2 separate regions of the Homo sapiens genome follow, and region 1 is linked to region 2. A link is a contact called in ENCODE POLR2A ChIA-PET data. All regions are on one chromosome and are shown on one strand. Each heading gives the region's core, a stretch centred on a gene start or an enhancer-like site at or near the end of the contact. The rest is flanking DNA. Distances are from core to core; before and after follow the strand shown. Region 1 holds the start of CRISP1 (cysteine rich secretory protein 1). Region 2 has its middle 5.8 kb from the start of C6orf141.

Region 1 (2,960 bases), core at 25-2,524, 310 kb before region 2:
AGTTAAGCTAAAGATAATTCATCTTATCTATGAAAGAGTTTACAGATAAGCTTTTCTATGTTTTTAGATTAACACCATCTCCCTCAACCAAAAGAGAAATTCTTCTAGGTATAGGTGAGCAATTTTTAGTGATGTTTAGTTCTCCTTTCCTGCAGATGGTTTTCTGGACATTCATTATATACTTTAACAAGACCAGAAAGTTCTATCTTAAGAGACTCTGATCTTTCTTTTAATTTTTATTTCCTAACCCTCACCCCAGAACTAACACAAAATAACTTATGACTACACAATTCTTACCTTATTTTTACTCTTTCCTTTTAGATATTCAATTGCCCTTTCTTAAGCAAGATACAAGAAAAATATTTTTTATTAAATAATAATGTATTCTTTCTTACAAAGAACAAAGACTTAATTCATAATTTTAAAAAGAGGCCAGCAAGCTATGACTTCAATATAAGCGACCATGCACTCACATATACAAACATTTCCCAACTTTTCAGAATAATAAGACAATTCAAAAACATCTGATTACACCTAGTTTCAGAGTAAATTTTCTATTCTCATATGTGATTTCTGTCTGTGTGATATTTCTTTCTTTGTTCTAAGTGTCCTGTGATATTTCTCATCATGTGACTCAAATGATTTCTGGAATTTTTAGTGTTTTACAATTTAGTGTTCAGTATTTCTAGACCTCTCAAGGTAGTTAGTTGCTTCCACATTGTTTCTGGACAAATCTCTATTAGAATTCTCCCAAATTGCAGAAGTTTTCCTTTTAACCAGGAAGGTCTTAGGAAAATGGACTACTTATCTTTTCATTCCCAGAGCCTCTCCAAGTATGTGACACATTATAGAACAGTTACCAAACTCCATAAGATTGTGTAGTTTATATGTTTGGTGATTCTATGTATCCTCAGCATCTAGAAGAGAGCATAAATCATCTTAAGACCTCAATAAATAATTACTGAATGAATTTAATAAAGTTGAGAAGTTTCTGGACCAGCAAGTCATTTTCCCTTACAGTGACCTTTGTTATCTGATTGTGGCTCTGCTGAATCATGCAACTAATCTTTGCAGTTAGTTCCCAGGGTAAAAGTTTAAAATTGGTGAGTTCCATTGATGATGTTGCCTTGGTTACAAACTAGAAATGTCCCCATAATCATGATTTGTAATCTTCACAGACTCTAGATTTGTTCTGATTATCATGTATTCATGCCTGGTGTCCACCGTAAATCCCTTGATCTGTTATAGGCATTTACCTTGTACTGACTACCTCATTGAACAAATCTCCCCTGTGGACTGTCATTTAAAAGCACAAATACACTACATAGAGAAAGGCTTGGTTCTTATCAGGACACAAATTTAAAGGCTGTGTGGACTTGGGTAAGTTATATAATATCTTTGTCAGTTTCTTTATTTGAAAATAAGATTCATAAGTGACTACCCAAAAGCATTGTTATAATGTTAAATGAGATTACATGCAAAGTTTTATTCTAATGCTATTGTTATCTAAAAGTAAATGTTAGTTATCTCCATGCTTTTAATAAAGGTGTTTATAAGCTGATATACTATCCAAATATAAAGTAATATTACATGTTGAGTTCATTCTCATGAACTTCTTGGGGAGGGCTTAGAAGAAACATTTTTTCACGTAGGGACAATTACCATAGGGTTATATAGATCTGAAAATGACAACGTAGGCATCTTTTATTTCACAAAATATTGAAAATGCTGCCAAAAGAATTAGCCAGTAATAAGGGGCCATAGTCAAACAGGTAGTGGTCCTCTGTCACTTTTATAACTTGACATTTTGTTTTCGGGAGTTGCTAGACATTTAATGGATAATGGCGATTAAAGATTTATTTTACAGACTGTAAGGCAGCCTCTATCAGAACCAAGACAGCATGAAGGAGAAATTGAGAACTAGTGATGGGCCCCAGCGGGCAGGATTTTAAGCTGTCCAAACTTCTTTCTGCAGTCTTTCCATCTGCCAGTCTCCACCCTTGTTTCAAGTCTCCAGGGTCTTCATGCTAGGTCTTGGACTTGTAAATTACACAACTTTTGTGCCCCACCTCAGCCCTCCTCAACTTCCCTTTGGGCCCTTCCTGCTCCCTCACTCCCTTTCCAGTTTCTATCTCAATCCCATTAATGCTTTGTACTCTCTGAATTATTCTCTCCAAAACTGCTTATGGAAATCTTACCTTTAGTAATATATACCAAAGCAACCACCAACCACCTTCCTTTTGTTTTCACAAAGACCTTTTACATATAATGCAATGGATCAAATTGACTATAATGAGAGAAAATCATTAGACAAGAGAATTTGGAAGAAATATGACTGCACACTTCAAATAATATCAGATAATCATCAAATAGCTGGTATTTATGTCTTACAAATATGATAGTTTGCACATTTAGATTTGTAAAAATAAGATGGTACTCACATTTAAATCTATAACTCAAGGGAAAACAATTTTTGTTTTTAGTGGAAGGTAGTTATCAGAATCCTTATCTTTTCTCTATTAGATATTCCATTGACCTCATCTCTTTTATAAAAATGATCATCCTTTCCCCACTCAATTGCATTTGAGACTTTGTCATAAATCAGATGACTATGTATGTGAATTTGTTTCTGTATTACATAATATGCCATTGGTCCATTTATCTGTATTTGTGTTACTAGTACTCTGTCTTAATGACTTCAGCATTATAGTGAGTTTTAATACTTGGTATTGTAAATCCTACAGCTTTGTTCTCCAATATTTTTTCAATGTTAAATCTATCTTATAGAAGAAAATGCCTTTATGACTCATTACTTTTGGATAACCAAAATTTCTTAAATAGAACACACACATGCCAACACATGCATAAGCACTAACATAAGAAAATAAAAATTAGCTAGATTTATTTGAATTAGAAACTTTTGTTTAACAAAAGCTACAACTAAGATAGTTCAAATAATA
Region 2 (2,908 bases), core at 1-2,500:
ACTATTGCATTAGGGGAGAGAGATTGAACTTAATTCCTTTGAAACAAAAGGTGGGAATATTTTAAGCATTAAGGCGAGCTAGAGAAAAACTACGAGACAATGTTAAAAGGGACATTGGTCAATGTGATTATGCCATCTATGTTTGCTGATTGGCACTTTGAGAAGCTGGGCTTCCACCCTCCCACAGAGACTGATAGTTAGAGACCTCTGAGTTTTGTTTGTTTGTTTGTTTGTTTTCAGTGATTACACTTCACAGTAATGGCTCCTAGGTCCTCAAGAAAGACATACCTGGATCTTTCTTAGATTTACATTTCAAAGGGGCAGAGAAATAATTTACCATTCAAAGTCTTCTAAAGTAAATGCTCTAAGAAAAGGAAAGTCAGGGACCTAAGTCAAGAAGCTTATCTGAAATTTAGTCAAGCTGAGGAATGGGTAAGATCATCTTGGCCACTACAAAGCTTTCCTATTGCCCTACCTGCCTTCGCTTTCCTGCCAAGCACAAATGATGTTGGCTGACTCTCTTATTATAGCAAGCTCTGCAAACACAGCCTCTGTTTGTTCTATTTTGGGGAGGGCTGCAGTCTCCTCAAAATACTCTTGTTCTGTTTATTTATTAATTATTATTATTATTTTGAGATGGAGTTTTGCTCTTGTTGCCCAGGCTGGAGTGCAATGGCGCGATCTCAGCTCACTGCAACCTCCTCCTCCTGGGTTCAAGTGATTCTCCTGCCTCAGCCTCCTGAGTAGCTGGGATTATGGGCATGCACCATCACCTCGGCTAATTCTGTATTTTTAATAGAGATGGGGTTTCTCCATGTTGGTCAGGCTAGTCTTGAACTCCTGACCTCAGGTGATCCACCTGCTTTGGCCTCCCAAAGTGCTGGGATTACAGGCGTGAGCCACCGTGCTTGGCCTCTTGTTCTGTTTTAAGGTTAGAAATGTAAGTTTGAATTTGGTTAGTTCCTTGCTTTGAAGATAACCAAGTCTTAATGTTTTGTTTGTGACTATTGGCTGCATAATGCCTGAAAACCAATCATAACTCCTTACTCTCTCCAAAGTAATCTGGACTTTATCTTCATCTAGAGAAGTAAATTCACAGATTTGCCCTCCCTAATTACAGAGCAAAGTACTGACTGCAGTTATAGAGATGTCATGGTGTTCAAGAGTCACAGCCCTTTGTTTACTTATCTGAATCAGTTGATTCAAATTCTGGCTCCACCTTTTCCCCACCCCTCTCAATTCATCACAAGTGGCTGACAAGTTCTGACTCAGCCTGCAGAGTTGCAATTGTGCAATGTGTTAATGACTTCCTGCTTTTTCACCTTTACAGGAGTTTTTTATAATGTATTATTTCATATTCCTAGACAACAAAATAGCCATATTTCTGAAATAGTTTGAAATTCAATGATGAGTCAATGGTTCATTAGGACAAACTTTCAAATAATAAGGCTCTTTAAAAAAGACACTATAAAGCTTCATAGAGATCTCTTCGCCAATTTACCCATTCATATCCTCTATCTTTCACCTTCCTGTAATCTTTAACTGTGTTCAAAACTCTATGAATTATTATCTTCATGGCATTGTTAACAATTAATTGGGAATACAGAATAAAAAAACTTTTCAGTTTTGGTAAGTGACAAAATAGGATACAGAACTAAATATATGAGAATATGTCAGTGTTTCTCAAACTTTAATGTGAATCATCCAATGATCTTGACAAAATGCGAATTCTGATTCAACAGATCTGGAATGGGGCCTGAGATTCTACTTTTCTAAAAACCTTCTTGGAGATGCCCACGCTGCCGTTTCACAGAACGCCCATCTTGAGTAGCATCAGTATATGTTTGTTTATATACAGATCATATTCAGAAAATATACAGAGGTTACATTAATACTACTTTATATAGTTTATGCTTAGAAAGATGTATGTATATATGTAGGTATATTCACATGAAAATACAATAAAATAAAACCACACTTGGCCAGGCATGGTGGCTGATGCCTATAAGCCCAGCATGTTGGGAGGCCAAGGCAGGAGGATTGCTTGAGTCCAGGATTTTAATACTAGCCTGGGCACGCCAGGTGCGCGGTGGCTCACGCCTGTAATCACAGCACTTTGGGAGGCTGAGGTGGACAGATCACGAGATCAGGAGATCGAGACCATCCTGGCTAACATGGTGAAACCCCATTTCTCCTAAAAATACAAAAAATTAGCCGGGCGTGATGGCGAGCGCCTGTAGTCCCGGCTGCTCGGGAGGCTGAGGCAGGAGAATGGCATGAACCCGGGAGGCAGAGCTTGCAGTGAGCGAAGATTGCGCCACTGCACTCCAGCCTGGGCAACAGAGCGAGGCTCCGTCTCAAAAAAAAAAAAAGACTAGCCTGGGCAACATAGCAAGGTGCTGTCTCTATAAAACAAAAACAAAACAAAACAAAAAATTCATGCTTGAAACTTGCCAAATATTAAAAGAGATTTGGGGTCATCTGTAAATTTTTGTTTCCTTTATTATATCTTCTTTTTCTTCATAATATTTTCCCAATTTTTATGCAGTGTATACAACTGTTTCTTTTAATAAAAAGTTTTTTTCTTTTTCAAAGCAAAGAGCCACATCAAGTTTTATCACCAAGCACTGGTAACATCCAACAAAAATAAGCAGTAAGTCAAATGTAATGATTCCCAAAAGGAGATCATGGTTGTAAACAAAGAGTTTTAAGAGAGGATAACACTTGCCTGATCCTGGGGGTTATGCGATTCTGACATTTATCTTATGGTCACTGGAGTGGCTTCTGGAAGTCTTTGATGCGGTTCATCCACCTAACACAATTTTAGATAATCATGTTTTTCAGAGGAGTAGAGGTAAGATCAAAGAGCCAAGATCCAGTCATTCTCAGAGATTTCTTAGTATTGAGG

Evidence for each region. ChIA-PET counts read pairs that join two places held with the same protein, here RNA polymerase II (POLR2A).
Region 1: POLR2A ChIA-PET joins it to region 2 with 19 read pairs in BJ. The contact joins the promoter of CRISP1 here to the enhancer-like site in region 2. POLR2A ChIA-PET finds 5 or more read pairs at or near these places in 3 of 52 experiments (AG04450, BJ and common myeloid progenitor, CD34-positive).

The regions. Positions count from the first base shown.
Region 1 is chr6:49,864,849-49,867,808 of GRCh38, reverse strand. It overlaps CRISP1 (cysteine rich secretory protein 1), which reads left to right and starts at 1,274. Exons shown (of 8, transcript NM_001131.3): 1 at 1,274-1,380.
Region 2 is chr6:49,554,978-49,557,885 of GRCh38, reverse strand. It overlaps a transcript of C6orf141 not described here. Among named protein-coding and RNA genes, the nearest start is that of C6orf141, 5.8 kb to the right of the region's middle. Within about 2 kb of position 1,250, at least 6 of the 41 ENCODE cell types and tissues checked have a DNase peak (open chromatin) inside an H3K27ac peak, as active enhancers do.